3 separate regions of the Homo sapiens genome follow, and all the other regions are linked to region 3. A link is a contact called in ENCODE Hi-C or POLR2A ChIA-PET data. All regions are on one chromosome and are shown on one strand. Each heading gives the region's core, a stretch centred on a gene start or an enhancer-like site at or near the end of the contact. The rest is flanking DNA. Distances are from core to core; before and after follow the strand shown.

Evidence for each region. Hi-C counts contacts between places; a loop is a spot of excess contacts on that map. ChIA-PET counts read pairs that join two places held with the same protein, here RNA polymerase II (POLR2A). Pooled maps may share reads with other maps.
Region 1: a map of HCT116 shows a loop between it and region 3 (3-fold over the local background). The contact joins the enhancer-like site here to the promoter of PCTP in region 3. A Hi-C loop is called at or near these places in 1 of 168 maps with a recorded cell type or tissue (HCT116) and 8 of 50 pooled maps. POLR2A ChIA-PET finds 5 or more read pairs at or near these places in 1 of 52 experiments (PC-9).
Region 2: a pooled map shows a loop between it and region 3 (11-fold over the local background). The contact joins the promoter of COIL here to the promoter of PCTP in region 3. A Hi-C loop is called at or near these places in 5 of 50 pooled maps.

The regions. Positions count from the first base shown.
Region 1 is chr17:56,778,747-56,781,446 of GRCh38, forward strand. No RefSeq gene overlaps it. Among named protein-coding and RNA genes, the nearest start is that of C17orf67, 54 kb to the right of the region's middle. RefSeq lists a silencer at 1,555-1,794. Within about 2 kb of position 1,290, at least 2 of the 41 ENCODE cell types and tissues checked have a DNase peak (open chromatin) inside an H3K27ac peak, as active enhancers do.
Region 2 is chr17:56,959,627-56,962,326 of GRCh38, forward strand. COIL (coilin) reads right to left here and starts at 1,424. Exons shown (of 7, transcript NM_004645.3): 1 at 1,149-1,424. The coding sequence starts at 1,393. LOC105371836 (a long non-coding RNA gene) reads left to right here and starts at 1,522. Exons shown (of 4, transcript XR_934875.4): 1 at 1,522-1,786. RefSeq lists a silencer at 1,026-1,135 and enhancers at 1,262-1,556, 1,306-1,445, 1,456-1,505.
Region 3 is chr17:55,749,698-55,752,397 of GRCh38, forward strand. It overlaps PCTP (phosphatidylcholine transfer protein), which reads left to right and starts at 1,354. Exons shown (of 6, transcript NM_021213.4): 1 at 1,354-1,547. The coding sequence starts at 1,407. RefSeq lists a silencer at 1,152-1,491.

The sequences.
Region 1 (2,700 bases), core at 40-2,539, 1.0 Mb after region 3:
CAAAGCAAAGACAAACCCAAAGGCCCACTTCCAGAGGACTCAGACTACTGCCCTAATTTGGTCTTTTCTCTCTTGAGGGCCACAGAGAAACCATAGCCACAGTGCTGACCTCAAGGAGTTTACATTTTTGCAAGGAGATCAAACAAGAGCACAATGTATTTACAGTAACATAAATTAGTAAGTGTGAAATGCCATGCAAGGGATTTAGACGCTGCCCAAGGAGAGAGAGGTCTGAAGCATCGACTGATGGGTCTGTCTTCCTGCTCTGCCGTTGCCAGGTTCTGTAACTGTGGGCAAGTCGGTTGCCCCCGCTAAGGATAAACTTTCCAATCTGTAAAATGGGATGATGATGATGATGATGATGACGATGATGACGTCATTTCTAGTTCCTATCTCACAGGGCTGATGTAAGGATTAAATGAGAGAAAGCATGCAAAGCATTTAGGACAGGGATATGATATGTTCAGTATGCACCGGCCCTTATTTCTAGCAGAGGAGTTCGGGATATCATATATTCACTCACAAACATATATTAAGCACCTCCTAACAATGCACTAGGAACTGTGCCAGGTGCTAGGGCTACAAAGAAGAATGAGACAGTAGCCAGGCTTTCAAAAAGCTCATCCTCCAGAGAAAGGGACAGTGGGGGAGGCAGGCTGCCAGGACAGTAGGAGTCTTGAGTCCTTGCAAAAAGAATCGGAGAGGGTGCCTTGGAGGAGGGTGACGGGAATGCAGGAATGGGGTGAGGGTGTTTCCCACATGTACAAAGCAACGGCAAGCAGGCAGCTTCAGGGCTTCCTATCTGCCAAGTGGGTAGGATTGGGGATGGGCCTTGATGACCACACACAGTTGATTCCAGGGACACTCAGTTCGAGATTCCAGGCAGGTAGCTCTGATGTTGTGAAGTCTGCCTCCAAGTCCTGAAGTTCTCTTTACCTCCAGACTCAGCTTGAGACAAGAGAATAAGTACTGAACATTGAAGTAGAAATCCAAGTGGGTTTTTCTTTTCTTTTTTTGTGCCCTGTTATTTGCCTGTTAGCTAGACTGAGGATAAAACTGAATTTATGTCTCACCAAGGAGGCACAGGAAAGTGAAGAGAGAGAGAGATTATACAGGGTTTTTTTTTTTTTCCTTCAAAGTGTCTCCTCTGCAGACGCCTGGTGCAGCTCTGTCTCCGGGGAGCGGTTCACCCTCCAGAAAATATGACACTTTATTTCCTGCCCTTGTTTGCTAACACACCCCATTACCATCCATCTCAGTTTCATGTAACTGCCAACCGGCATTAACGCCCTCCTCCTCGCCGAGGCAGAAAATAGAAAAGGAAGAATTCAGCAGATTTTCCCCGGTGGCCCCCTCGGCGGCACCAAGATAACCAGCGCAGAAACCACAATTGGATCCTTATTCCTCCAGCCCAGGAATGCGAAGGACGGGACGGTTTAACCGCCTTCTGCATTTTCCTGCAAAGAGAGCCGGCTTGTTATTTCGGTTGTCTGGGCTCCCTTCTTTACTACGGAGAAAGATACATTAATTAATTTTTTTTTTTAATGTTAGGCAGGAAATGTTGCAAACTGTCAAGAGCTGTCAGCGGGCGCCTGCCCCAATCAGGTAAGCGGCGCGCGGGCGCCTGCGGCGGAGACACACTGACCCCTAGTGGCCGACCGGGCCCTCGCAGCCCCCGCGCCCGCCCTCGCTCCGGGCGGCCAGAGTCGCAGTCAAGTCGCTCTTTGCACAGAGCAGCTCTGTGTGGACTGGCGGGGGTGTGGCCGGTGCTGTGTCTCCACCGCCCGCCCCAACGCAAGCACGCGCGCACATACACCCCATGTCCATTTGCTCTTCCAAACCAGAGAAGCAATTTCTGCTCTCCTTGTCCAATTCCAGAGAACACAGATGCCTGAGAACCTTAAGCAGTGTGCCTCTGTGCTGTTGCTCAGGCATGTGCCTCTGCTCTTGAGGAGTGACGGGAAAGACAGACAGGGTCCCAGTGTGACACAGGGCTGAGAGGAAGGAAGGGGGTGGCGTTTGTGGAGACTCCCAGTACCAGACACTGTGCACACGGTTATCCCTTGGAGCCTGATGATAGCCCCAGATTTGGAAACTGAGGCCCCAGCTGTCACATGGCTTGTCCAGGTCACAAAGCTGATGTTTTTATTCATTTGTGTTGATTTTAATAAACAAATGTTTACATAGCTCTTGTCTGCCAGGCTTTCTTCTAGTGCTTTACCTATATTAAAATTACCTGTGTGGAATCCTCATCACAACCCTGTAAGTACTACTATTGCCTCCATTTCCCAGATGAGAAAACCGAGGCACACAGAGAGGTTAAGTAACTAGTGAGCGTGAGTCTAGTGTTTAATCTAGGCAGCCTGGCTTCAGAGTGCTCTCAGCCACTGCACTGGGCTGTGTGTGTATGTGTGTGTGTGTACCCCATGGATACTAGTTAAAAGGAGACCAGGATTCTAGTCTGCACATCACGGGCTCAAAAACCCAAGCTGTTCTGCGTGTACCTCCTTTGTTCCCTAAGGATGAAGTGCTACAGCAATGCAGGACAGGCGGCAGTAATTCTGGCTGTCGCAAAAGGAAGGCAACTTGTGGAAGAGGTGTCTGATGAACTCCTTGAAGACATAGACCGTGTCATCACCTTCAGAGCCTCATTCGCGCCTGGCGCACAGTGGGTGCTTAATAAAAGCTGAACTGGACTGG
Region 2 (2,700 bases), core at 174-2,673, 1.2 Mb after region 3:
CTCAGGGGACACTGGGCACATGAGAACTAAGGCTGGACAACAGCAGGTTATGAAGAAAACACAACGATTCCCCTTTGTCAGCTTCCTGCACCTGACCCTGAAGGCCGCCATGGGTAAGGCCGGGTCTCCGGCACATCTGCACCATGGGCACGCAACAGAGTCGCACAGTGCCTAGCTAAGCGCGGATGTGCTAAATCAAGGCTGAAAGAAAGCCTGGCCCTGCCCTTAGGCATCAGGGATTTTCCAAGTTTGATTCTCCTGTCATCAGAAGCATCCCGGGAAGGATGCTCGTTACACTGCAGATTCCAGCCAGGCGCGGAGGCTCACGCCTGTAATCCCAGCACTTTGGGAAGCCGGGAGGATCACTTAACGTCAGGAGTTCAAGACCAGCCTGGCCAACACGGTGAAACCCCGTCTCTACTAAAAATACAAACAAACAAACAAAAAATTAGCCGGGCATGGTGGCGCCCGCCTGTAAGCCCAGCTACTCGGGAGGCTGAGGTGGGAGGATCGATTGAACCCGGGAGGTGGAGGCTGCAGTGAGCTGAGATCGCGCCACTGCACTCCAGCCTGGGTGACAGAATGAGACTCAGTCTCAAAAATAAAAATAATAGGGGCAGGATGCGGTGGTGCACGCCTGCAATCCCAGCACTTTGAGAGGCCGATGCAAGCGGATCAACTGAGGTCAGGAGTTCGAGACCACCTTGACCAATATGGTGAAACCCCATCTCTACTAAAAATACAAAAATTAGCCGGGCGTGGTGGCGGACGCCTGTAGTCCCAGCTACTCGGGAGGCTGAGGCAGGAAAATTGCTTGAACCCGGGAGGTGGAGGTTGCAGTGAACCGAGATCGCGCCACTGTACTCCAGCCTGGGTGACAAAGCAGGACTCCGTCTCAAAAAAAAAAAAATAATAATAAAAAATAATAATAAAATGCAGATTCCTGAGCCCCAAAGTTGACTACACCAATCAGGATCTCCGGGGTTCGCGAACGTGCATTTTTACAGCCCCACCCCCCTCCAACCCTCGTCCCCTTCCCCATCCCCCATCCCCTCCACTACCAGGTCTAGCGGCTTCAGGCCCGGGCGTGCGCAGGCGCGTCCCCCGCCCGCCGCCCACCCGGCCGTCCCGCTCCCTGCGCCGCGCACCTGAGGCAGTCGTTGTCTCTCACAAGGCGCGCGCTCTCGGCGGGGGGCAAGAGCCCCCCCTCCAGGTAGAGGCCTAGGAAGGCCCCAGAACTGAAGCCGAAGCGCTGGCGGATGAGACTAATGAGATCTGTGACGACTCGGCATCTGTTCAAGTCGACCAGAAGCCAGAAGGCCGTACAGTGCGGGGTAGCTGGCGGCGGGTAATCAAATTGAAGCCGTAGCCTAACCGTCTCGGAAGCTGCCATCTTGCTTGGTGCTCAACGGAAGCCGAGAGATACCACGGGGCCACCGAGAGGCGTGCTCGGGCGGCTCGCCCCCGCCGGAGCCTTTGGCGTGTGCCACCTAGTGGTGAAACCTGGCTACTACAGGCTGCGTCTAGGCGAGAACTCGGAGCGTGGTTGATTTCATTCAATTTTGTTCACGGCAGGGCTGAGGAAGGGAATAAGTGAAATGCCTTTATTACATTTCTACTGGGCGCTATGTAGGGTCTCCTAATTAAGGCAACTCTCTGGATAAATAACATTTCTCCTCAGCAGTAGTCTTCTAAGATATTTGCTCATCGACGTGAAAGATTTTTATAAAACAATCCTAACACATTTCGCTGACAAAATTTTTCATCATGATGAGTTGAAAAAGATGTAAGTCCTAGTGTGTTCTCAATGTTGAAATTTTGAAATAACACTGTTAATCATTCTTCCAAATGTATCCAGTGGAATATAAATACCTTAGCCTTTTAATACCCACCACCAAACAAAAATGTCCTTGCATTTCTCACCAGATAAATAAATCAGTATTTACATTATTTCTTCTATTTTTTGAACTAGAATTTACATTTCTCCACATAATATATATTAACTCCTTTAATTTTCATAACAAAAGTTAGGAATTATGAACTGTTATCCTTATTTAGAGGATTTAAAAAAAACAAGGTTCAGAGAGTTTAAGAAGTAACTAGAGGCCAGGAGCAGTGGCTGACGCCTGTAATCCCAGCACTTTGAGAGGCCAAGGTGGGCGGATCACTTGAGACCAGGAGTCTGAGACCACCCTGGCCAAAATGGTGAAACCCCAACTCTACTAAAAATATAAAGATTAGCCGGGTGTGGTGGCATGTGCCTATAATTCCAGCTACTCGGGAGACTGAAGCAGTAGAATCGCTTGAACCCAAGAGGTGGAGGTTGCAGTGAGTCAGGATCGTGCCACTGCACTCCAGCCTGGGCAATAGAGCAAGATTCTGTCTTAAAAAAAAAAAAAGGAGTAACTTCCCCAAGTTCACTAGACTAGTTAAGTTGTAGATACCAGGGAGTCAGTAGATGAATTGAAAACAAAATTTTTTAACTGAAAGTAAGGGTTTTTGGATTTTCTTTTTTTAGAGTCTTGCTCTGTCACCTAGGCTGGAGTGCCGTGGTGCACTCTGCCTCCCGGGTTCAAGTGACTTCCCACCTCAGCCTTCCTAGTAGCTGGAACCACAGGTGTGAGCCACCAAGCCCAGCTAATTTTTGTATTTTTTGTAGAGATAGGGTTTTTCCATGGTGGCCAGGCTGGTCTCGAATTC
Region 3 (2,700 bases), core at 104-2,603:
GAAAATACTTCATAGCCAATAGTTTTTACACAATTGGTTTTTCAAGCAATGAATTTCCATTTAAATAAAATATGGATTTACAATACATAGAAAATTTACAAGGAGTTATAAAACAGTGGGAAAGTATGTCTAGCCTAAACTTTTGTGCATTTAGTCTAGGAAAATTTCACATCCCTCTTTCCACACCTATAAAGCCAAACAGAACCAGGACTGACTTGAGGAAAGCAATTATTTATCTCTGCTGTGTCTAACTAAGCAAGCTGCCAAATGTGATCATTTGCCTGATTGGAAAATCACATAAATTAAGACTTTGCCATCAACTTTCTTTCAAGTAAGGAAAGAAAAGCATTTCAATATAGTAATGCAAAACAAGTGGAAATTGTTATTGAACATTTACTTGGACGGGCACTGTGGAAAATTATTCCTTGTCCAACCACCTCCTCAGCTGTAACTGGTAGCACAATTCTTGACCCATTTTACAGATTAGGAAACATGAGTTTCCAGAGTTTATTGGCACTCACGTGGCTGTTACATCGTTTTGATGTTCAAACGACCTACTTTATTCAAAGTCAGGTAGTACAGTCTGCTGGTGGGAAATACAGTATTACTCAAGGGACTTCAAAGGAACAAGAAGATGTTTGAGTTGCACAGTGAGCTAAATTATGCAAGTTGCAGAAATCCTAGGTGGATAGTACGACACCTTTCAGATCAGTTTCTACCCTCAAGGGTGGCAACAACCTTGTAGATCCATTATGGATTAGGTTTCTAAACTGTTTTGGTGTTATGAACCCCTAGAGTCTTCTGGGGAATCCAATGGACCTCGTCTCAGAATAATGTTTTACAATGTATAGCAGAAAGAAGAGAAATTATATTGAAATACACTTCTGGCATTTGACCCCTTAGGATTTTTCCAGCATTTCTACTCTGCCCACCTCTCCTCTCATGTCTACCAAAGAGACTTTCTCTACTTTATTCAGAAAGGTAAATGAGAGACACTCAAACAGGTCTGTAGGTTATGGGAGTAGCAGGGAGTATGGGATAGGCTACTGAGGAGCTGTTTTTGAGGTGACATCACTGTCTCCCTTCCTTTTTCCCTTCCCTCTGGAAGCCTCCTTACTTCTCCAGCTCTTCCTTCCTTCCCCACATCAAGTCCAATTTTTCTCCTTTTACTTCTTGTCTATCCTCCTCACTCCTTGCTCAGCCCCGCCCGCTTTTCTAGGCCCGCCCCTCCAGGGCCCCACCCTCAGGCCGCTCCTCCAGTCTAGGCCCCGCCTTCTCCTCAGTTTCCTGCCAATGACGCTGGGGCAGCCGGGGCAGCCGGGGCAGCCCGGTCACCCCGCCCCCAGGCCCACACTAAGGGTGTCCGCGGCCTGCCCTCCAGGCGGAGGAGCCCGGACTGCGGAAGGATGGAGCTGGCCGCCGGAAGCTTCTCGGAGGAGCAGTTCTGGGAGGCCTGCGCCGAGCTCCAGCAGCCCGCTCTGGCCGGGGCCGACTGGCAGCTCCTAGTGGAGACCTCGGGCATCAGCATCTACCGGCTGCTGGACAAGGTAGCGGCCAACCCGCTGGAGGACCGCGGGGCCTAGAATGCGCCGGGGTCGACCTCCCCGCAGGGAGTGCGGGGCGGCAGTCGCGGAAGGGACAGGGGCGCGTCTTCTCCGGCTCAGGAAGGAGCTCCGCCCGGACCCTGTCTCAAGCTCTGGAGCTAGCGCAGGGGCGGTGCCTCCAAGTGACTGCCGTGCAGATCCAGGGGAGTTGGAAGGTCACAGGAGTTCAGCCTCAGGTCAGGCCCGACGGGGCATGTAGTTAGAAGTTAATGACAGTTGAAACGTGGGTCAGCTGGTTCCTAGGCCCGTGCACACGTCTGCAAGGGACGTTGATCCTCACTCTCCAATGCGTGTCAGTGGCATATGGGGGCTGGGGTGGGGGAGGGGCGGTATCTTAGGGCTTGGATATAGGAGGAAAAGAAACAGAACTTTTCAAGGACTGGATGTGCAGGGTGGTGTCAGGGGTTGCCGAGAAGGGCCCTACTGTTTTAGTGACTCGTTTCTTTTGGTTGTTGCCCCTTCCTTCCAAGTTGCTCTTAATAAGTTGAGTCCGAATCTTCAGGCAGGAGTAAAGATGTAGGAGGAATGGGATTGGTTGTTGAAGTCTTTGGAATCAGGTAGCCATCCAGGTGGAAGGCATTGCCCCTGAGGCCTGTCATCCAAGGCTTGTCATCAGTTGCTTTGTGTAATAGTCGCAGCATGGCAAGTAGGTTAAAAGTCGCCTGCAGGTAATGTGGGTGAAACTGAAGTTTCCTAATACAGGACCAGGATATTATAGTGTTAGAGTTAGGAGGATACCTCATGCTCACCTGGTTAAACCCCAGGTTTCATAGGTGAAAGCAACAGGCCTCAAGGGTGAAGTCACTCCTGAAATGGCCCAGATAAGTGAATAGCAGAGGTGGGATTGGAGGGTTCATGATCTTGTGAATGTCAAACATGTGGTTGCCTTTTTAGGCACTTGCATTTTTGTTTACATCAAATATAGTGTTTTTATATTTTAAAACAGAAAACAAACGTTTGCAATATTTAGAAGTTGCTCACCTGTTAAACAGGAATGAAAACTCTGCCTGTCTCATTGCAGGAATGAAAACTCTGCCTGTCTCATTGCAGGGTTGTTAGGGGGTTCAAATCCAATCTGTCAGATATGTGTGAAAAT